Linked DNA regions of Homo sapiens: region 2 is linked to region 1. Evidence: chromatin loops called from intact Hi-C (ENCODE). Cell type or tissue: Panc1. All regions are shown on one strand. Each heading gives the region's core, and the rest is flanking DNA. Links, peaks and the distances in the headings are about the cores only.

Region 1 (11,877 bases), core at 2,392-10,391:
CCCAGCTACTTGGGAGGCCAAGGCAGGAGAATTGTTTGAATCTGGGAGGCAGAGGTTGCAGGGAGCCAAGATCATGCCACTGCACTCCAGCCTGGGTGACAGAGTGAGACTCCATCTCAAAAAAAACCAAAACAAACACAAAAAAATTAGTCGAGCATGGTAGTATGTGCCTGTAGTCCCAGCTACTTAGGAGGCCAAGGCAGGAGAATTGTTTGAACCTGGGAGGCAGAGGTTGCAGCGAGCCAAGATCGTGCCACTGCACTCCAACCTGGGTGACATAGTGAGACTGTCTCAAAAAAAGAAAAAGAAAAGCAATAGTTGTGTTGTGGGATTCAGGAGACTGGAGAGACCAATGGGTGAGACAGGAGAATTTCATTAAGGTGGCCACTGGCTCAGTGGATTCAAATCCAAAAGGCTGAGCCCCAAACAAAGATGAGGCTTGGCTTTTAAGCATGCAGTGGCATGAAACTCAGGGGCGGGCTTAGCATCCTACAGAAGCAGAACGAAGGCAGTTAATCAAACAGTGAAAGGTATGTGACTCAAACATATCTAGTGACCTCTGCTGGGCTGATCATCAGACTCTCAGCAGATGGTAACTATCTTAGGTTTGCTCAGGTATGTCTTGTGACCTTCGCAGTGTTGCACTGATGGAAAATAGGAACTTACAAAATCTTTACAAACTTACAGAAATAGTTAAAAAATAGTTATGAGAGCAGAGCAAAGAAATGCTGGTCTGGGAAGGAATCTCAAGAGAGGGAAGCTGATAAGAACTTGTTATTCTCATCCCTGTTCCTGGAGTCCATTCCTTCTGGGCTCTGCCTGGCTTTGCAGATAACATTATCTTAGTCCTCGCAGGCCCTTGGAGTGAGTCAACCCAGTACAGGGAGGAACTTAGGTTTTTCTCCTTTCAATTTCTGCTTTAGTTGAACACAGAATATTATTTTATAAATAACGACTTAGTAATTATATAGAAATCACTAATCACTTTACTAATACACTGCATGTATTGGTGTTTTGTTTTGTTTTGAGATGGAGCCTCACTCTGTTGCCCAGGCTGGAGTACAGTGGCGTGATCTCAGCTCACTGCAACCTCCACCTCCCAGGTTCAAGTGATTCTCCTGCCTCAGCCTCCCAAGTAGCTGGGATTACCGGCACCTGCCACCACACCCAGCTGATCTGTATTTTTAGTAGATGTTGGCCAGGCTAGTCTGGAACTCCTGACCTTAAGTGAGCCACTGGTCTCGGCCTCCCAAAGTGCTGGGATTACACGTGTGAGCCACCATGCCTGGCCAGTTTAGAACTTTTACAAAATGAAATAATAAAACTGAATTAATTTATTTTAAAACAATATGAACAAGTATAATAAATATTACAAGTCCCCATTCAGATAAAGTTTATTTATTTATTTATTTATTTTGAGATGGAGTTTCACTCTGTCACCCAGGCTGGAGTGCAGTGGTGCCATCTTGGCTCACTGCAACCTCCACCTCCCCAGCTCAGGTAATTCCCTTCTCTCAGCCTCCCGAGTAGCTGGGACTACAGGCACATGCCATCACGCTCAGCTAATTTTTGTATCTTTATTAGAGATGGGGTTTCACCATATTGGCCATGCTGGTCTCAAACTCCCAACCACAGGTAATCCACCTGCCTCAGCCTCCCAAACTGCTGGGATTACAGGCGTGAGCCACATTGCCCGGCCCATTCAGATAAAGTTTTATTAACTCTATGAAGATTTGATAAATGGCAAATATGACATTTTCAAATAGTTTTGTGATGACCAGAAAAAATAATCTATTAGGTATTTTTATAACAAAATAAGACAAAATGATACTAGTGATATTATTACAAAATATTTTCATTATTTCATATAGTATATCATAAATTTAATCTTAAAATATTATAAATATGCTAGAGGTTCTCAAAACTAAAAAAAAAGCAAAATAACTAAATCATTCAAAATTGGCTTTTTTTGTTGTTTTAAAAATAAAGTTTAAGGCTAGGAGCGGTGGCTCATGCCTGTAATCCCAGCACTTTGGGAGGCCGAGGCGGGCGGATCATGAGGTCAGGAGCTCGAGACCATCCTGGCTAACACAGTGAAACCCCGTCTCTACTAAAAATACAAAAAAATTAGCCAGGTATGGTGGCGGGCAACTGTAGTCCCAGCTACTCCGGAGGCTGAGGCAGGAGAATGGCGTGAGCCGGGGAGGCGGAGCTTGCAGTGAGCCGAGATCGTGCCACTGCACTCCAGCCTGGGGGACAGAGCGAGACTCCGTCTCAAAAAAAAAAAAAAAAAAAAAAAAAAGTTTAAGGCTAATCATATGGGTAATACAACTAGACCCCTACCTGTATTAATACAATTACAATTTGACATGAGATTTGGGTGGGGATTCAGAGTCAAACCACATCATTCTGCTCCTGGCCCTCACAACAAACCTCATGTCCTAGTCACATTTCTTTTTTTTTTTTTAAGATGGAGTCTGACTCTGTTGCCCAGGCTGGAGTGCAGTGGTACAATCTCTGCTCACTGCAACTTCCACCTCCCGAGTTCCAGCAATTCTCCCACCTCAGCCTTTCAAGTAGCTGGGATTACAGGCATGTGCCACCATGCTTGGCTAATTTTTTGTATTTAGTAGAGATGGGGTTTGGCCATGTTGGTCAGGCTGGTCTTGAATGCCTGACCTCAGGTGATCCACCCACCTCACCCTCCCAAAATCCTGGGATTACAGGTGTGAGCCACCATGCCCAGCCTCCTAGTCACATTTCAAAACACAATCATCCATTTTCAACAGTCCCTCAAAATCTTTTTTTTTTTTTTTTTTTTAAAGACAGAGTCTCACTTTGTCACCCAAGCTGTAGTGCAATGGCATGATCTCGGCTCAACACAACCTCCACTTCCCAGGTTCAAGCAATTCTCCTGCCTCAGCCTCCCAAGTAGCTGGGATTACAGGCACCCACCACCATGCCTGGCTAATTTTTGTATTTTTAGTAGAGACAGGGTTTCATCATTTTGGCCAGGCTGGTCGCGAACTCCCGACCTCAAGTGATCCGCCTGCCTCAGCCTCCCAAAGTGCTGGGATTATACGAGTGAGCCACGGTGCCTGGCCTGCTCCCCCAAATTCTTAACTCATTTCAGCATAAACTTAAAAGTCCAGTCCAAATTCTATCTAAGACAAGGCAATTCTCTTCCACCTATGAGCCTGTAAAATCAAAAACGACTTAGTCACTTCCAAGATACAATGGTTATGCAGGCATTGGGTAAATTCTCCTGTTCCAAAAGGGAGAAATTGGCCAAAGCAAATGAGCTCCAGGTCTTATGCAACTCCAAAACCCAGAAGGGCAGTCATTAAATGTTAAAGCTCTAAAATAATTCCCTTCAACTCCATGTCTCATATCTAGGCCACCATGATGCAAGGGGTGAGCTCCCAAGGCCTTAGGCAGCTCCACCCCTGTAATCTGCAGAGTACAGCCCCTGCAGCTGCTTTCACAAGCTGGCATTGAGTGCCTATGGCTTTTCCATCCAACTCATATAAACTTACTTAACCTTAATCACTTTCTAAAATTGTTGTTTTCAAATAGAATCACATTGGAGGTTATGGCTTACCATATGAATTTTGATAGAAAAGTCAGTCTAAATCATGGGAAATAACCATATAGAGGTAATATTTTATATCTCATTGGAATTAATATAAATATGTTTTTATTTTTTATTTTTTGAAACGTAGTCTCACTGTGTCCCACAAGCTGCAGTGCAGTGGCGCAATCTCACCTCACTGCAAACTCCGCCTCCCGGGTTCATGCCATTCTCCTGCCTCAGCCTCCAGAGCAGCTGAGACTACAAGCACCTACCAACACACCCGGCTTATTTTCTGTATTTTTAGTAGAGACAGGGTTTCACTGTGCTAGCCAGGATGGTCTTGATCTCCTGACCTCGTGATCCGCCCGCCTCGGCCTCCCAAAGTGCTGGGATTACAGGCGTGAGCCACCGCGACCAGCTGAATTAATATAAATATGAAGCAGATTCTGGTAAGTTAAGATGTATATTATAAGGCCTAGAGAAACAAGTTAGTAACTTTAAAAACATGAACAATCACTATAGAAATCTAAATATTACATGGAAAGTATCTAATATAAAAGAAAGCACTTAAGAAAGACTAGCCCGGGCCTGGTGGCTCACGCCTGTAATCCAGCACTTTGGGAGGCTGAGGCAGGTGGATCATGAGGTCAAGAGTTCAAGACCAGCCTGGCCAAGATGGTGAAACCTCATCTCTACTAAAAATACAAAAATTAGCTGGGTTTGGTGGCAGGCGCCTGTAATCCCAGCTACTTGGGAGGCTGAGGCAGAGAATTGTTTGAATCCGGGAAGTAGAGGTTGCGGTGAGCCAAGATTGTGTCACTGCACTCCAGCCTGGGTGACTGAGTGAGACTGCATCTCAAAAAAAAAAGAAAGACTAAAGACAATTCTAAAACTAGAAAAAGACTAGAGTGTGGTTGAGGACACATGGCCCAATAAAGTTTCCAAAGGAAAACCTCAATTCAAAGATGTCTGGGCAAGGCATTTGTGCCTGTGGAAGATAAAAGGAGAAAAAGCGGGAAAATTTTTGACAGTGGAATGTAAGGGGATTATTTTTTACCTTTCTCTCATGTAAAATATTTACAAATAGAAAACAAGTATTTTTAAAAGTGTCATCCAGTGCTCTGTGACAAAGTGATTAATTAAAATACTGTTTCTGAAATGTACAATAAAGGACAAAAATAGTTGATAATGTTGTGAATTGAAGGGGAGAAGTTGGCTTTGGGGAATGTTGGAAAGAAACTGGGAATTTAAGATTTTACTGCAAGCCTGGCAAGGATTTTACTGGCAAGGCTGAACAGGACAGAGTAGTGGATTTGAGACCCTGCTTGCCACACATGTGGAAAATACAGGGTGACACCAGTGCGTCTGATTAAAGTCAAAATAATTAAATAGCAATATTTGGACTGAAGTGGCGTTAGTGGTCTAGGTTCCTATGTAACAACAACAACAACAATAAAATCTAGCTCAAATGTATTTTTTGTAAGTTACTACCTTAAGAGAAAACAAAATTCAGGTTTAATCAACCACAAATCTCCAATTAATCTGATTACATAACGAAAGAATTTTCTCCTGGACACTGCAAATGGACTACCTAACTGTACCCAATCGATTAATTTGCTTTGCTTCATCACACACCTTATAGAAGCCTTTTCTTCAAGACCCTCTGGTAGCCCCAAAACCACAAACGTCGGGCGCAGTGGCTCACGCCTGTAATCCCAACACTTTGGGTGGCCCAGGCAGGCGGATCATCTGAGGTTGGGAGTTCGAGACCACCCTGACCAACATGGAGAAACCCCCGTCTCTACTAAAAATCAAAAGTAGCCGAGCGTGGTGGCGCATGCCTGCAATCCCAGCTAAGTAGGAGGCTGAAGCAGGAGAATCGCTTGAACTCGGGAGGCGGAGGTTGCGGTGAGCCTAGATCGTGCCATTGCGCTCCAGCCTGCGCAACAACAGCGAAACTCCCATCTCAAAACAAAACAAAAGCCCCCACAAACCATGTCTGGGGACTGTCCCATTGATTAATCACTGTTTGTGCATACTAAGTCTTTTTTTTTTTTTTTTTTTTTTTTTTTTTTGAGACGGAGTCTCGCTCTGTCGCCCAGGCTGGAGCTCAGTGGAGCGATCTTGGCTCATTGCAGCCTCCGCCTCCCGTATTCAAGCGATTCTCCTGCCTCAGCCTCCCGAGGAGCTGAGATTACAGGCATGCCACGCCTGGCTAATTTTTTTTGTACTTTTAGTAGAGACCGGGTTTCTCCATGTTGGTCAGGCCGGTCAGGAACTCCCGACCTCAGGTAATCCGCCCACCTCGGCCTCCCAAAGTGTTGGGATTACAGGCGTGAACCACCGCGCCCGGCCATATTAACTCTCTAATGGTGCTTCAGTTTATTTTTGAACAGGGTAAAGTAGGAACTGGGGACCCCACAGACCGCAGCTCCTTCCACGCAGGAGACCCGCACAACCAGTCGGAGTCTTTCCCTGATGACCTCACAACCTGGGGAAGATGACGGGCTGCGGGCGCAGAGCTGCGCAAAGAGGGCTACAGGCTGGGGCTAAAGCCGCTGTGCTGAAACGGTAAAGGACGCCCCGGGGTCCCTGCACCGGAGGAGAGTGAGGGCTGAGCTGCGGGGCACTCAGGCTCACAAGACCGTCCCGCCACCGCCATTTCTGGCGCGTCCCAAAGAGGCCTCCCCCGTCTCCAAACGCCCTGCCCCGCACACTCACCTTTTCTCGGCTTCAGGAATGTCCTGGAGTCTATGAATCTTCCAGCACCATCAGTTCACCGCGTGATGGAGGCTGAGGCTGTGGCCGAATCACCGAGACCCTTGGAAAGAAGACACAGGGCAGTGAAGAGCTAACCTCGAGCTCTGGCTGGAGCAAGAGACAAAGGCCCCGCCAGGTACCGGGAGCCACCCCTTCCTCTCTGACTGTGAACCTGATTGGACAGTTCCCACCCCAGCGCCCTTAATGGATAGAGCTCCAGGCTCCGCGCCCTCAGGCCTTGAGTGACAGAAGACGCGATCAGACCTTGCACTGAATACCGCGAGCGTGACAGGCTCTTGGCTCCAGTCATTTCAGGAAGGGCTATCTCTGGGTTGGGCCCACATGTGCCCAGGGGTTATTTTAAATCTTGTGTATAAGGTTATGTCCATTTATAAATTTTATTCATACACACATATATGTTGTTCACAAATGGAAACACTATAATAACAATTATTTTAAAATTTAACATTTCATAAGCTTTCTGGCCTTTAGTCTTTTGAGTAGGCAACCTGGGATTTTAAAAGAAAAACAGGGCCGGGAGTGGTGGCACCAAGAAGAAAAAAAGTTTATAGAATCTCAAAAAGAAATAAGAAAAAGGCGGGGCATGGTGGCTCACGCCTGTAATTCCGGCACTTTGGGAGACCGAGGCGGGCAGATCACCTGAGGTCGGGAGTTCGACACCAGCCTGGCCAACATGGTGAAACCCCGTCTCTACTAAAAATACAAAAATTAGCCAGGCGTGGTGGCAGGCGCCTTAATCCCAGCTACTTGGGAGGCAGAAGCAGGAGAATCGTTTGAACCCGGGAGGCGGAGGTTGCAGTGAGCCGAGATCGAGCCATTGCACTCAAGCCTGGGGGACAAGAGTGAGACTTCTCTCAAAAAAAAAAAAAAAAAGAAAAAGAAAAAAAACTCTTTAACTTAAACACACACACAACTTCAGAGAAAACGTATCTGAGAATGTGAAACACCCAGCATTCATAGCCTGGCTGATTACTGTCAGTATCTCCCCTTTACTAAGCCGGTCTTTAAATGCTGGATTAGATGGCTGTTGTATAAATCCTCAGATATCACTTAAAAAAAAAAATCACAGGGCATAGAGAAAAGACAGGAAATATGTCCCACTTGAAGGAGCAAAATAATATCCAGAAATTGAATCTTAAGAAATGAAGTTTTTGCATATCTGATAAAGAATTCAAAATATTTGGCCGGGCACGGTGGCTCATGCCTGTAATCCCAGCACTTTGGGAGGCTGAGGCAGGTGGATCACAAGGTCAGGAGTTCGAGACCAGCCTGGCCAATGTGGTGAAACCTGGTCTCTACTAAAAATACAAAATAATAGGCCGGGCGTGGTGGCTCACGCCTGTAATTCCAGCACTTTGGGAGGCCAAGGTGGGCAGATCACGAGGTCAGGAGATCGAGACCATCCTGACTAATATGGTGAAACCTCGTCTCTACTGAAAAAAAATACAAAAAATTAGCCGGGTGTGGTGGCAGGCGCCTGTAGTCCCAGCTACTTGGAGGGTGAGGCAGGAGAATGGCGTGAACCTGGGAGGTGGAGCTTGCAGTGAGCCCAGATCGCACCACCGCACTCCAGCCTGGGCGACAGAGCGAGACTTCCATCTCAAAATAAATAAATAAATAATAATCATCATCATCTTAGAATGCTCAATGAACAAAAATAAAACACAAATAGACAACTAAATGAGATTTAGAAATAATGAGCGAAATATCAAAGATATAAAAACTTTTTTAAATTTTTAATTAATTTATTTTTTTTAGATGGACTCTCGCTCTGTTGCCCAGGCTGGAGTGCAATGGTGCGATCTCAGCTCACTGCAACCTCCGCTTCCCGGGTTCAAGTGATTCTCCTGCCTCAGCCTCCCGAGTAGCTGGGATTACAGGCACCTGCCACTGCGCCTGGCAATTTTTGTATTTTTAGTAGAGAAAGGGTTTCACCATCTTGGCCAGGCTGGTCTTGAACTCCTGACCTTGTGATCCACCTGCCACGGCCTCCCAAAGTGCTGGGATTACAGGCATGAGCCACCATGCCCAGCCAGCAGGCAGGTTTTCTTGTAGACGGAATGAAAGCAAGGAAAGCTGGAATGAGCTCAGCCCTATCAGGCACCCTAAAGGCTGCCTGGGGTTGCCTGCAAGGCCATCTAGCCTTCTGCTTCCTGGCAGGCTGGTCAAGCACTTATTCTGGTCTCTTTGAGACTTTGATTTCCTGGAAGGAGAGGGCCCTCCTTTCCACTGGACTGAGTGGCCAGGGCCATCCAGCTTCCCACCCTCCACTAACAACCATGGGGTGCCCTCCTGAGCACACACTGCCCAATTATGGCCCTTCTTAGGCAGGAGCTCATTTGTCTTACACTTTCAGCCTGCTGGGGCTTAGAAGTTATCAGTGCTGTTATTAAGATAGAGAAATGAGGGGGGAAAGTTGCTTTAAAAATCTTCCATAATCTTATTATGGAAATCACCAGCGCAGATGCCAGCACAGGTGGGGCTCCTGAGGATGCTGGGGGAGAGTTCCCAGCCTGTCCTGGCAGCCGGTCCTTGCCAGGGATGGCTCATGCCCCAGCTCCAGAGAGAAGCAGGTAGACATCTCTGCAAGGAGCTGCGGGCTGCAGCTCAGGACAGCCAAGCCCCACTGGTGGTGGAGTGGGGCTACATCCCATCAGGCTGTGTCTCTTCCACAGCAGACCCTTGGAGCCAGGAGGTGATTTACAGTGTGTGCAAGGCAGTAAGCTCCATCAGCTGCATGGCCTTCAGCACTCACTTCAACATTCACTTCAACTCTGATATCTCGCCACAGAAGCAGTGGGGACTGGCCTGTGCAGAAGCCCTGAAAGTGGGACAGAGCCTCATGTGGCCGGGCGGCAGGTGGGGCAAGGAGGGGTTCTGAGTCCTCGGTGCTGGTTGGCCTGTCTGCCCATCTGAGCACTGCTCCCTGGGAGTGTGCTCTGCAGGCCTCCTAAAGGAGGGCTGTGAGCTCATCACTGAGGCCCTGAGCACCTCCTTGCTCCTCCCCACTACATTACCGGTGACTATGCTGAGGTGGGCCTCGAGCACCCTCTGGGCTGTGTCATCAAACGTCTTTGGACCTGGCCTGGCAAATGAGGGATGGCAAATGAGGAGTCTGGAGTTTCATTGTCACCCTCTATGGTAGCAGGAAATGGGAGAGTCCAGGCCTGCAGGACTGGAACCCTATCGAGGGAGTTAAGAGGCTGTTCACTTCCCCTCCGGGCCCCATGTGGAGGAGTGGATGGAGTCTAGGGAGACACTGGGGAGTCACTTGTTTTGTCTGGGCTTCCCCTAGTTCCACCCTTTGTTAACCATTTCCTTGGGAGAGTTCAGGAAACTCCTGTGCTCTAGTGAGGCGGGACCTCCCCTCACAGGGTATTGGTGAGGAGGCGTTCTGAGACTCTGAGTGAGAAGCTACCACAGTGCCTGACAAGTACCTGTGGGAGCTGTCATCCTCTGTAACCACCATGTGGCCTTGTAGTGTTCAGGCTGCCTGTCCTGTCCTAAGGCTTGGTGGGGCTTTTGGGGGGTCAGCTGCTTTAGGGTCCCACTCTCTCCTCAAAGTGGCTGTTTTTGTGTTTGTTTGTTTATGGGTTTTAAAACACTTAATATTTCATTTATAGTAGTTTCAGGCTTGCATGTGTGTATTTGTATAGATTTTATTAGAAAGAAAAGGACTTAAGACAACATTTTTAGAAGGTCTCCGTGGCGCATAGAGTTCCATGTCACAACAGCTGATGTTGACCTCCTTCTGTTGCCTTTGTGCAAAGTATAAATAGAAAGTGCAAGCCAGAGGTGCCGAGGCTCAGTGTCTAGAGCTGAGCCACTTGGGCTTGCTTGCTGGCCTGCAGCCACGTGGACTCTGGGTGTGAGGTGTTGCCCATCCTGGATCAACAGCCCCCACCCCTCTCCCCAGGTCCTGAGTAACCAACACAAGGCAGTGCTAATGAGCAGGTGAGAAATGGACATCGAGCACCCCAATACCACCCAGGAAGATTTGAATGGCATTTGGACTCAGGCTGTGTGGGGGTAGGGGCTGTGTGGGGGTAGGGGCTTGTCATGGTGCCACCCACAGATGCCCCTGCCCTATGCTGCTTCCCCAGCAGCCAGCTGTCCATGGCCCTGAGCCTGTCACACCATGCCTGCTACCTCACGCTGTTCATGTTTGATGAAAACCATCCCAAGATGGTGCTGCTGGATGTGAGTGCTGGAAAGGGGGCAGCACCATTGTCCTAGGAGATTATGAGCTGACCAGATCCCTACTGACTGCCCCCCAGGACAAGTGGGGGCTGGTGCTGCATTGAATGATGCCCCCCCCAGGAGATGTGTTTGCATTGGCTCAATGAATATACAATGCAGAGGCATAAATGAAGACATGTGAATGGTGTATGTGGACATCAGCTTGCAGCTGGGAAAAAGGTGCCTCTCAGGTCCCTCATTCTTCCCAGCAACTGTAGAATGTGTCCATGCCAATGAGTGTATAGATCTGTCCTTCTTAACTTGTACACAACTCCAGGTCAGTTCCGAGTGAATGACATGCAGATGGGATTTCTCGAGTCATTTGTATGCTTCATATTATGGCTGCTGCTTTTGCTGCCACTACCCCCAGACCCAACCTGGTTTGAAGTTCAGGCTTTAAGTAAAAAAGATCGAGGGCCTCCTTGTGTTCTGGGATGGAAAGTCAGAGACCTGTGGTAGGGCTAGGGTTTTGGGTACACTTTAGTTTTGTGGCAGGATGAGAACTGCAGTGATTATAATTGTGATTGGCCTGGCCTGATTGTAACTCTGGGTGACAGGGAGGGAGTCAGCAGTGGTGGTCCCCCAGACATCCATGTGCCTAGGCCTGGCCTGCCTGCCCTCAGTACCAGCAAAAAGGCAACACCACAGGCTCTGACTTGCCTCCCTACTCCCTGCACCCCAGATGGGAATACCTTGGAGGCTACAATCTGAATGTATTATTCTCCCTGTCTTAACCAGACCTCCCTAACACACACTGAGGGTAGAGTAGGTTTGGGGCCTGGGGAGAACCAGAGCTGAATCATGAATCCCGGGGGAATGTTAAAGATACAGGAGTGGTTGTCACCGCTCTGTTGAGCCCAGCTTCCTACCTGGTCCTGGCCACACAGCCCCTTAAACGGAGACTAGCTCTGGGGGTAGTTAGGGACCCTATAGGCCCAGGCTGCTCTCTGTCCCCACCTGCCGGTGCTACTTCTCTTGCCTACTGTCAGAGCCCTAACATGGAGAAGGAGGTTGCCACCCTGTGAGCCTGAGGGAGCTGTGTCTGACTGGGGCTTCTGCCTGGGATTTTGCAAAAAGATACCTATGAATATGGTTTGCCTAGATATCTTGTTTTTGGTTTTTTGTTTTTTTTTTTTTTTGGAGACGGAGTCTTGCTCTGTGCCCAGGCTGGAGTGCAATGGCGTGATCTCAGCTCACTGCAAGCTCTGCCTCCTTGGGTTCACGCCATTCTCCTGCCTCAGCCTCCCCAGTAGCTGGGACTACAGGTGCCTGCCACCACGCCC
Region 2 (11,877 bases), core at 2,520-10,519, 260 kb before region 1:
TCACAAACAATGTTGAGCAGAATAAGCTAGCCAAAAATGAGAATTTACTGTATTAATCCATTTATTTAAAGTTCAAAAACAGGCAAAACTCATTTATTGTATAAATAGCTAGAATATAAGTTGCTCTTAGAGGAACAGTGATTGAAAAGGAGAATAAAATGTAGCGGGATTTTTAAGGAATCAGAGAGACCGATGGGGTACAGGAGGATATTTATTAATTATTTAGGTGCACCGGCCCAGTCAGATTAACATCTGATGGACTGAGCCCTAAACAAAGAGTTAAGTTACCTTTTAAGCATTTTGTGGGGCAAGGGGAGATCTGTGCATGGAGAAGCGTACTACAGAAGCAAGAAACAAAGACAGTTATTCAATTGAGACATGCATTACATCATTTCTTACTTTTCAAGGAGAAACATGTTTTGCAACTTGAGTTTATCTGTCTAGTGACCTTGCAGCTGCACAGCTAGGGAAAGAGAGTCTTCACAATGCTTGGGAAAGGAGAAGAGATAAGGCTCACTAGCCACAGAAAAACAGGCAGTTAATTCTTAAAGGACTCCAGCTCTTTCTCTTTCTCTGAGGGAAATGGGTTTTGTTACATACAACTGAGTTTCTGCTTATACACTCTAATTTCTTTTAATTCCTGTTCCGTTCCCCACTTTGGTGCATTTTTATAACAGAGGTGTTAATAGAAAGCACCACTATTTGCCACCTTCTCACAGAGCTGAGCTGCTCCTTCTGGTAGCGGCTGATATTTTGTTAATACCATCAACTGCACGGTAGTGTGTCGGGTTACTATTGCCTCTATAGTTGACTGAATACTCATAATAAACAGGGGTAAAAGGCAAGGGAGGATGAGGCAGACGCCAAGAATAAGCAAGAACCCACCAATGAGGATTTTGAATCCTCCAAAGGTTGAGAACCATCCTCCAAACAAGGAATCTGGGGACCATCCAGACCAAGTCTGAACTGGAACATGGGCCAGCCTGCGCATTGTAGCTATGATTTCCATGACCGCTTGGTCATTATCATCAATTTCTAGGCAACAGTTGGTTCAATTAAATTTTCCACATACTCCTCCTTCTGAGGCTAAGAGGTAATCTAAAGCCAATCTATTATGATATATAGCATTTCTCATTTGTTTTGCTTGTATTGCCAATAAATCTAGTGCCCTTGATGTTTCATTGGTTATAATTTCTAGGACTGCCTGCAACCTTATGATGAGGTTGAGCATATAGATTGGGTTGTGGTACCCCTGTGACCCATCTTGCGCCCAGGTAGCTGGCCCATAATATTTCGTGATTCAGGCCATTCATTTTCTTTCCAGTTTCCTATGTCCACATCGTTTTTGATATTTGTGTCTATTTTTGTGATTATGCTTCTTCTAGTTCTTCCTTTATTTTTATCATAAACTGGATATCCTAAGAGTTCCTGTTGCTTTAGAGGAATTAGAAGGATGGCTTGACTGTTCCTAACACACATGCCCCTGTCCATTTAGCTAGCAGTAGCTGATATGCCTGTGCTCCACAGATCCAATACAGGCCAGAGGGTGCCTTTCAAGCATTTGCAGCCTCTAGCTGATGCCAAGAGTGGCTTATAGTAGACAATCAAGAGAAAGGGTTTGGATCTGGTAAGTAGGAGTCAGTCTGGGTGTTTCTTCATAGTTTTGTTTTTAGTCTCATCATAATACTGTTGCCCTAGGCAGGTTGTTTCTCCTACTGCCTCTGTGAAAGCCTTTCCCCATTGAGCGATACAATACCTTCCAATTATGGAGGTTTTTAACAACCAGACACTGGCAAAGGCTGTTGGTTCACTGGCAGGGTTAAGCGAAGTGAAGTTATCTTATGGTATTAATTATTTTGCCTCCCATGGCCACTAGTCCCCCATATTATTTCCTCCACATACACAGCATGAGGAAATTCCTAAGCTGCCAGCTATGTTTTCAGCTAGTTGAGCAAATAAGTGTTTTGTTGATGGGGGAAACTCAGGCACTGTCTGATCAAAATGCTTATAGAATGACTTATGGGCCTGGAATTGTGAGGTTGGATGCATTTGAGTCCATCTAGTCTTTTTGACAATTAGTAGTGGAATTCCAAGGCCTGCTCTTTTTCTATGAACTCATAATAGTGCTGTCTGTCCTGTAGAACAAAAAGGTAGCTCTGGCTTTAAGACAGTAAAATTTAAAGGATTGCATGTTCTTGTCTTACAATCTGGTTTGTTTGACATACCACTTAGCAGAGCAGTCCTTCCTGAATAAAGGTGTTGGAGCTGTATTTGTGTAGACCATGGAATGTTACAGTCTGAGCATCTGATTTGTGGTTCTCCATACAGATGTTTAGGACTGCTGCTAAGCCTCTCTTGTGTCAAACCACTGCAGACTCCTTCTGTTTTTTTTAGGATTTGAACATATGCAGCATGGCAGGCATCAAAGTACAAGGAAATAGGCTCTTTATAGGAGGGAGGGGCTTCTTTGGTTCAAGCTATAAGCTCTCCTTCTTTTTCTCCCTCTGATTTAATATGTACCTCAAACCAGAATTCATAGGGTAAGAGCTTAGGGTCATAACATAAATATAGCTGATTATTTCCTGGGTCACAGACTGAATAGGTGGTCTGGTTGTATGTGCAGGTTCCTAACTTGGTTCCTGTACATTCATAGTAGGTATGGTACAGTAGAGTTTTAACTATGGTATTCGTTACCCAGGTAGTATGTACACAGTGTGAGCATCCTTCTAGAGATTTCTCCCCTTTTAGTATAGGCAGAAATGGTAACAACATCAGTGTATGTAATAGAAACATGCTTATACTACACATGTGCATGGCAAACCTTCCTCTGGGCATAGATATTTGCTGTAATAACATAACAACAGAACAATCAGTATTGACAGAATTATAACTAGGCTTATAAATTGTATCCACATTTACTTATCTGGAGATGGTCCTCTTAGCTTCAGCTGTGCATAGACTAGTCAGCTTCTGGGATGTGACTAGAGTAGAGCTTGCAGGATCCTCAAGCTTCAGCCACGCGTAGACTGACCAGCTTCCACTGTGATCAGAGCAGGGCAGTTGTCCTTCTTACTGGTGGTTGCGTTTCGCCGTAGGACTATTCAGGCGGGGTGATCTGTGTCTTGTTGGCTAATTCATTGGTCATTGTCAGGAGTCACTGCTGCCACTGGTTTCGGCTGGCTATGGTGAATCGAAGGTGTGACACCTGCGACTTTAACAGCAGTGGGAGTAGACATAATTACAATATGGGGCCCATCCCATAAGGGCCCCAGGGTTGTTGGATTCCACCTTTTAACCCAGACAGAGTCTCCTGGCTTATGTGGATGCACTACATCTCTTAGACTTATAAGTATCCTTTCCCTTACCCAGCCTTTTACCTCCTGCATTGCCACTCCTCAAGCCTGCATCTGTGTTCTAAGGGTTAGCTCTCCTAACTCCTTTAAATGCCCTCTAATTTGATTAATGATTGCGGGTGGCCTTCTGAACAATATTTCATAGGGCAAGTACCCAGTTTGTTTTGTAGGTGTACACCTCACCTGGAGGAGGACCATGGGCAAGACCTGATCCCATCATAAGTGAGTTTACTGGCAAAATTTTTTAGTAGCTGTTTGAGTGTCTGATTCATCCGTTCCACCTTCTCTGAACTCTTTGGTCAGTAGGCTGTGTGCAATTTCCATTTGATCTTTAAAAGTTGAGTCAACTGTTGTACTACTTCTGCCGCAAATGCAGGACCATTGTCTGATCCTAGGGTTAAAGGCAACCCAAACCTTGATATTGATGTCTTTTAGTAGCACCTTTGTCACCTCTTGTGCCTTTTCAGTTCTGATGGGGAAGGCCTCAACTCACCCCGAGAAGGTGAAACAAACACTAGCATATACCAGTAACCTCCTGCTCAAGGCAACTCGGTAAGGTCTACAAGCAGGTTCTCACAAGGCACAGCTCCCATTTCCTGAATTTCTGGGGGTCGAGTAGGTCCTTGTTTTGGATTAGATATTGTTCGCAGGATAGACATTGTTCGCAAACAGCACGGGTGATGGCAGAGAGCCGTGGCACATAGAAGTGTTGACCTATCAAAGTCTCTAGGGCCGTGCTTCCAGCATGTGTTCCTTGATGGATCTGCTTCACAAACCTTGGGGCTATTGTCTCTGGGACAGCTAGCCTCCCATCAGAGAACAGCCACCATCCACCTTTAATATATTTTCCTGTTTCCTGGCCAAACCAAGCTTTTTCAATTGAAGAGTAATTGGGTACCTCTGGCAAAGGGGGCTCTACAAAGAGAGGCATTGCTAGAGTTATTTCTTCAGGTAAAACCTTGCTCATTGCTGCCCACCTAACTTCTTGGTCTGCCCTCCTGTTGCCCTGTGCCTCATAGCTTTTCCTAATTTGGTGTCCTTTGCAATGAATGAGAGCCACCTTCTCTGGAGCCCATATGGCTTCTAATAATTGCAAAATTTCCTCTTTATTTTGTATTTCTTTTCCTTCAGTAGTCAGAAGTCCTCTCTATTGTATATTGCCCCATGGGTGTGCAGGGTTGCAAAAGCACAGTTTGAGTCAGTATATATGTTTACTTTTTCCCCTTGGCCAATAACAGTGCTCTGGATAATGCTATTATTAATTCAGCCTTCTGAGCAGAAGTCCCAGAAGTTAAGGCTTGAGCCTCGACCACCGAGCGTTGGGTCACTACTGTATACCCTGCATATCGCACCCCATTTGTTATGAAACTGCTACCATCAGTGAAGTATTCAACATCTGGGCTCTCCAAGGGGGTATCCCTTAGTTCTTCCTAGCTCGAGAACATTTTGTCCACTGAATACAGTGCAACAGTGGGGAAGGTCCTGCCAGCAGTGAGGCAACCCACCATTCTTCAAAGTGGGCTCCTCCACAGGCAGCAGGGTAGCTGGGTTCAAGAAATTTACAGTCTGTAGTGTTATCTGGAAATTTTACACAGAAAACTTTGACACTTTAGCATTCTAAAGTTGGACAGGCAACGATGTCCTCTTTGGTCCATTAAGGAGACTACAGCATGTGGCACCCCAATTTTTAACTTCTGTCCTAGGGCTAGCTTGTTGGCATCTTCTATGAGGATTGCAGTAGCTGCCAATGCCCTGAGGCAGTGGTGCCAACCTAAGGCCACCTAGTCCAGTCTTTTGGATAAGTATGCTACCAGCCAATGTAAAGAGCCCAACAACTGAGTTAAGACTCCGACTGCCATTCCCTTTCGTTCATCCACATACAAAAGAAGGGTTTTTCTTACATCTGGCAACCCACATACTGAGGCCTGGATGAGAGCTTCCTTTATATCCTTGAAGGTCTTTTCTTGTTCCTTTTCCCATAGGAGGGGCTCTCTTTCCCTACCTCTGGTAGCCTCATGTAAGGGCCTTGCTATAAGGGAGAAGTTTGAAATCCAGATTCGGCAAAATCTCACCACCCCTAGAAATTCCCTGACCTGCTGCCGCCTTGTAACTGGGTGGACAATGCACATACAGCCTCCTTGCGTGCACTTCCAAGCCTGCATTGGCCTTGGGATACTATGAATCCTAGATATGCAACCTCCCAAAAACAGACTTCTGCCTTGTCCTTGAACACTTTATAACCAGCTTCACACAGCAGGTCGAAGCCTCTCTGTTCCTTGGAGGCATTCCTCCCTCTTAGGGGCAGTTAATAGCAAGTCATCAATGTATTGTAATAGCACAGAATTGTCACTAGACGGCGCAATAGCCTCAAGGTCGGTAGCCAAAGCCTCCTTGAAGATAGTGGGAGAATTCTTAAACCCTTGTGGCAGCCTTCTCCGGGTATACTGCGATTGCCCCCACTGGAAGGCAAATATAGGCTGACTTTGGGGAACAAGCCTCAAGCAAAAGAAAGCATCCTTTAAGTCCAGACATGTGAACCCCGCGGCCTCAGCAGGAATATGTCACAACATTGTGTATGGGTTGGGTACTGTGGCATGGATAGTGGCAGTGGTCTTGTTTACCACCTGGAGGTCCTACACTGGCCTGTATTCACCATTTGGCTTGAGCACGGGCAGCAGAGGAGTATTCCAAGAGGACTTGTATTTCACTATAATCTCATGTTCATAGAGCTGATTTACATGTTTTGTTATGCCTTCAGTTGCCTCTCTGGGTAATGGGTATTAACGGACTCATACCAGGGTAGCATGAGGGTTAAGCTCTACTACCACCGGGGGTCTGTTTAGAACAAGTCCGGGGGGGTTGTCCTCAGCCCATACACCTGGTACCTTGAAAAGCATTCCCCACGTATTGTGTAGGTCCAGCTCCAGCAGCCTCCTGGTACACAGTTCATAGAGCCGCCATTCCTCAGCTATTAGGAGAGCTAGAGTCAATACCATTGCCTTTGGCTTCCCTACCTCCAGGGTCATATTCCCATTAGGTGTAAAGGAAATTTGTGCCTGTATAGTTTCTGGAGTAAGTCTCTCCCCAACAAGGGCACTGGACAATTTGGCATATATAGAAACTCATGCTGCACTTCTTGTCCTCCAATAACACATCTCCTGGATTTGCAAAAAGGTCCCTTTTCTTTGGCCCCAGTAGCCCTTACAATAGTAGCACAGTTCTTTGTGGGGGGGCTAATTGGGTGAGTTACCACAGAGAAATCAGCTCTAGTGTTGACCAAAAAATCCATTGATCAGCCCCCTATTTCCATAGAAACCATAGCCACCCCCCGACCCCAGGGCCTAAAAAGATGGAACGCGGTCTCTCAGTCCTCAAAATTCTTGGCCCCTGCTAAGCCAATCAGATCAGGATCTGCCTTTGAGGCACCATTACTAGCAACAGAACGCCGCACTCGGGTGTTAGACTATTGACCATCATCTCCATCCTTTGCCTTTTTGGGACACTCATCTTTCCAGTGGCCTATTTGCCTGCACTTTGCACATTGGTTCCTGTCCAAAGGGGACAGGCTTTCCTCTCCCAGTCATGTCTGCCCTCTTCCTCAGCCTCTGCTTTGACCACGCCCTCTAGCAAATCCAGGTTTACTTTCTGCTAGTGAAGCAGCTGTAAATTGAACCGTGTCTTTATTTCTGTTTCTGGTTTTTCTTTCTTCCTTTCTCTCTGCCTCTTCTTCCCAGTTTATGTATACTTTGTTTGCTATTTCCAGGAGTTCACTAGTATTTTTCCCTGCAAAGCCTTCCAGCTGCTGAAGCTTTTGTCTTATGTCTCCCTGTGCTTGCCTGACAAAGGTCATATTTATCATGTGTTGGTTTTCAGGAGCCTTTGGAATAATTGGAGTGTACAGCCTATATGCCTCACAAAGCCTTTCAAAGAATGCACTTGGGCTTTCATCAGGCTTTTGGCGCATTTCTGACATTTTACTCATATTCATTGCCTGCCTTCCTCCTGCTTTTATCCCATTCAGGAGTGCCTTTCTATATAGCCGCAGCCATTCCATGTCCCTTGCCTCATTTGGGTCCCAGTTAGGGTCCTCATTTGGGTAACGCTCCAAGGCAAACTGGCATGGGTTAGGGATGGCCTCTGGGGCTTCCCCTTCTAACCAGCTGAGAGCTGCCTGATTAACTCTCCTACACTTCTCTGTATTAAATAAAGTTAGCAAAAGCTGTTGACAATCCGGCCAGGTCAGGTTATGTGTTATAATAAAAGCATTCACCAAATCAATGAGAGCCTGAGGCTTTTCTGTACAGGAGGGGTATGCTGTTTCCAATTTAAGAGATCAGTAGTGGAGAAAGGCTGATAAACATAAAGCCTAGGGTTACCTTGTATCTGCCCCTGGTCATCATAAACTTGTGTCCTTGTCTCTTGAATTGGCATCTGCAAAGCCCATGGTAGGCCTTAGTGGAGGCACCTAGCTGCCTCACCCTGTCCATCTTCCCTGTTTTTATCTAATAGGGGCTTCTTTTTCTCTGGGTGGGGGAGACTGAGCCTCACTTTCCTCTGAATCCGACTCTCCAGATGCTCCTGACTCTGCCTCCTGCCTTACTCTGGCCAAAGATGGGTAGACTGGCACATATGGGGGTGGACATTCCCTTTCCTCAGGTGGGACCTGAAGAACTGGTTTCAGCTGAGGCTTTGGGGATTCCTTTTCCTAGGAGACACTAGAAGCTTTAGGTTTCTCTGTTTTACTTTGGTTGTGCTGCCTGAGCCACTAATGCCTTGCAATATCCCTCTAGGCAGGGCTGTCACCACTTGGGGCGAGTTTGCACCACATTGAGCCAAGAGTCTATATAGGGAAACTGGTCTGGGTATCCTGGTTGTCCTGCAACTCCAGTGACCACCTTAAACACACGGCCAATTAATTCCCTGTCTATTGTACCTTTAGAGGGCCACCCCATATTGAAAGCAGGCCCATCTATCTCACAGTATGTCCTTAACCTTTGAGCAACAAGTTTCATCCCATAATCACCTCTAAATCCTTTTTTAAAATTCTTTATCATGCACTCCAAAGGAGTTGGTTTCAATGCTTTCCCTCTCATTTCCTCCCTTGCAGTGCACTTTCACTCTCACTTTCACTCACAGGTCCACCAGACCAGGTCCTATTATGAGAGTTTTGGATGCTGCTTAGTCAGGAACATGCCTTCCCCTGTCACAGCCTGCTGCAGCTGTGAAGCTGGTCCTTTCAGCCGTATGCAGCATCCTAGGTCTGATGTCCCCTGCACTCATGTCAGAGCACACAGCCCATGCTAAGGGATCTCTGCCTCCCCATGTCACTCCCCGCACTGGCCTCTCCTGAGACCATCTCTTTCACACACTTTCACACACCTCCCCTGCCCCAAGATTCCTCACTGGATGAAACTAGCCTGTCTCATGTCCTGGGTGAGCCTCTCTCATGTCCTGGGTATGTTCACGTGCACCCTCAACACTCCCAGTTGGGGTGGCAAGCCACTCTTGCCACCCTGCCAGCAAGCTCTACCTTGCTGCACTTGCTGCTCTATTGGCCCATTTCCTCATTTTTTTCCAGTTCCAGTGTTAGTGGGGACTTGAGGTGCATCCAAATTGGCAAGCCACTCCTGATGCCCCCAGCCACTCTGGGTTGGATTAGTGTTCATTCTCCGGGAGGTGATCAAGCTCCCCTTCATCCTCATGGGATGGGCTTTGCTGCCTTGGGCACTTTCTCTTTACTGCAGTTCCTGAAGTGCTGGTATCATCCTGCAGCCCCATTCCCAGTTCCATTGCACTGCCAGGCAGGGTGTCAGAATATGGGGAGAGCTGGTTTCTATCCAGTTGAAGCTCCCCTGTGGTGTGCCTTGGATGCTGGGTCTCTCCTAGCCCCAGAGCTCTAGTCTCACAGGCAAAGGAGACAGTAAATCTGTCATCTCCAACCCCAGGCAAGCCCCCCACCCCCAAGAAATGTAGTGGGATTTTTAAGGAATCAGAGAGACCATTGGGGTTCAGGAGGATATTCATTAATTATTTAGGTGCACCAGCCGTCGGATTAACATCCAAAGGACTGAGCCCTGAACAAAGAGTTAAGTTACCTTTTAAGCATTTAGTGGGGTGGGGGGAGATCTCTGCAGAGGGAAGCATACTACAGAAGTGAGAAACAAAGCCAGTTATTCAATTGAGGTATGCATTACATCATTTCTTACTTTTCAAGGAGAAACATGTTTTGTGACTTGAGTTTGTCTGTCTAGTGACCTTGCAGCTGCACAGCAAGGGAATCAGGGTCTTCACAATGCTTGGGAAAGGAGGAGAGATAAGGCTCACTAACCACTGAAAAACAGGCAGTTAATTTTTAAAGGACTCCAGCTCTTTCTGTTTCTCAGGAGGAATTGGGTTTTCTTACATACAACTGAGTTTCTGCTTACACACTCTTTAATTTCTTTTAATTCCTGTTCCAAAAACAGGGGGAGTGCCCAGGTTGTTCACACTCTTCCATCACTGCATGCTGGGTTCCTGGTATATGCATTGTGTAAACATTCATCAAGCTGTTCTTTTATAATGTATGGATATTTTGTGTGAAATTAAAAACATACCTTTTTGATTTTTTATTTATCCTTTTTTATTTCTTCTTCAGTCACTTTTTGACACATACTTTTCTGGAAAAATAATTTTATCTAAATTTTTAAATTTAATAACATAAAATTGTTTAAAACAATATCATGTTTAAATATTTTTATTATTTTTTTTTTGAGATGGAGTCTTGCTCTGTAACCCAGGCTGGAGTGCAGTGGCACAATCTCGGCTCACTGCTACCTCTGCCTCCCAGGTTCAAGCAATTCTCCTGCCTCAGCCTCCAAAGTAGCTGGGATTACAGGTGCATGCCACCACGCCCAACTAATTTTTGTATTTTTAGTAAAGATGGGGTTTTGCCATGTTGGCTAGGATGTTCTCAATCTCTTGACCTCGTGATCCACCTGCCTCATCCTCCCAAAGTGCTGGGATTGCAGGCATGAGCCAACGTGCCTTAATATAGAAGGTATCTAAAATAAACTACAGCAAATGTGCATGATAAACTATTGAGATCATAAATATTATAAGGATGCTACTGTCAAGATTTTTATTAAACATTGGATTTATGGTCCCAGCCAATGCATTAAAATGAGATCAGTTTTACAACTATACTTTAAAGTATAACAAGTCAATAATCTAGTACCTAAACAATTGGTTCTACCTGGATAGATTGGATTCCCACACAGCAACTGACACGACAATTTTTCACATAGATTCAGAATTTAAAACTTTTAGGAGAAAATACAAGATAATATTGTTGTGATAACTGTGGGTGTAAAGCAATTTCTTAAACATGGCACAATATAAAAACTTGCATAAACATATTTATAAATTAGATGAAATTTTAAAAACTTTTGATTATCAAGAACTTAGAAAAACATGTTTGAATAAAGATGGTGGAAAGGCAAATCATAACCAAGAAAAAATATGTAAAAAACACATATTACAAAAATTAGTATTTAGAAAATATGCACTACAGAATATGTATTAATATACAAAGAAATGAAATACATTAAAAATGGACAGATGGCACATCTTAAAACACATATGACCAATTAACCTCTGAAAAATACCAATTTATTTAGTGACTATGGAAATGCTAATTAAAACTCTAAATTATATACTTTTCTGATTCTCCATTTTGTCAAAAAATATGTCTAGTAATTCCAAGAGTTGATAAAAATAAAGTAATTGGAATTCACAAATAACCACTGGCAGTAGAATTCGTTTATAAATTGATGTATATTCACACTGCGGCAGTAAAAATGGACAACTATAGCTATGCAAAGCAACATGGAAAAATAGAAACAATTGTAAATAAAAAAGCAAGTCACAGATGAAAACTTGTAGAATTGATCTAAAGTCAAAAAACAAGCAACACTGAAACGTATATTGTTTATAGATAAAATTGCATAAAGTAGGCCAGGCACCATGGCTCACGCCTGTAATCCCAGCACTTTGGGAGGCCAAGGTGGGTGAATCACAAGGTCAAGAGATCGAGACCGTCTGGCCAGCATGGTGAAACCCCGTCTCTACTAAAATTACAAAAATTAGCTGGACATGGTGTTGCATGCCTGTAGTCCCAGCTACTCGGGAGGCTGAAGCAGGAGAATTGCTTGAACCCAGAAGATGGAGGTTGCAGTGAGCTGAGATCATGCCACTGCACTCCAGCCTGGCAACTGAGCAAGACTCTGTCAAAAAAAAATTGCTTAAAATAAACGACAATATGAAATTCAGATACTGGTCACTTTTGGGTTAGGAGGTTGTTTTTTGTTTGTTTGTTTGTTTGAGATGGAATTTCACTCTTGTTGCCCAGGCTCAAGTGCAATGGCACAATCTCAGCTCACTGTAACCTATGCCTCCTGGGTTCAAGTGATTCTCCTGCCTCAGCCTCCCGAGTAGCTGGTATTACAGGCATATGCCACCACACCTGGCTAATTTTGTATTTTTAGTA

What was found. Hi-C counts contacts between places; a loop is a spot of excess contacts. Peaks named below come from ENCODE experiments on the same cell type or tissue, not always from the same donor. Only the 100,000 strongest peaks of a DNase experiment are listed, where the experiment ranks them.
Region 2: it touches region 1 in a loop (4-fold over the local background); 7 of 110 quality-filtered maps call a loop at or near these places.

What each region holds. Positions count from the first base shown.
Region 1 is chr19:21,457,449-21,469,325 of GRCh38, forward strand. LOC105372321 (a long non-coding RNA gene) reads right to left here and starts at 6,456. Exons shown (of 4, transcript NR_187817.1): 1 at 6,296-6,456. RefSeq lists enhancers at 2,963-3,462, 5,773-6,671. In Panc1, for the core only: no CTCF peak of the experiment used is centred there; a DNase peak (open chromatin) is centred at 6,533; H3K4me3 peaks cover 1,627 bases; H3K27ac peaks cover 983 bases.
Region 2 is chr19:21,197,364-21,209,240 of GRCh38, forward strand. No RefSeq gene overlaps it. Among named protein-coding and RNA genes, the nearest start is that of ZNF431, 61 kb to the left of the region's middle. In Panc1, for the core only: CTCF peaks have their summits at 5,699 (motif pointing right) and 5,941; a DNase peak (open chromatin) is centred at 5,698.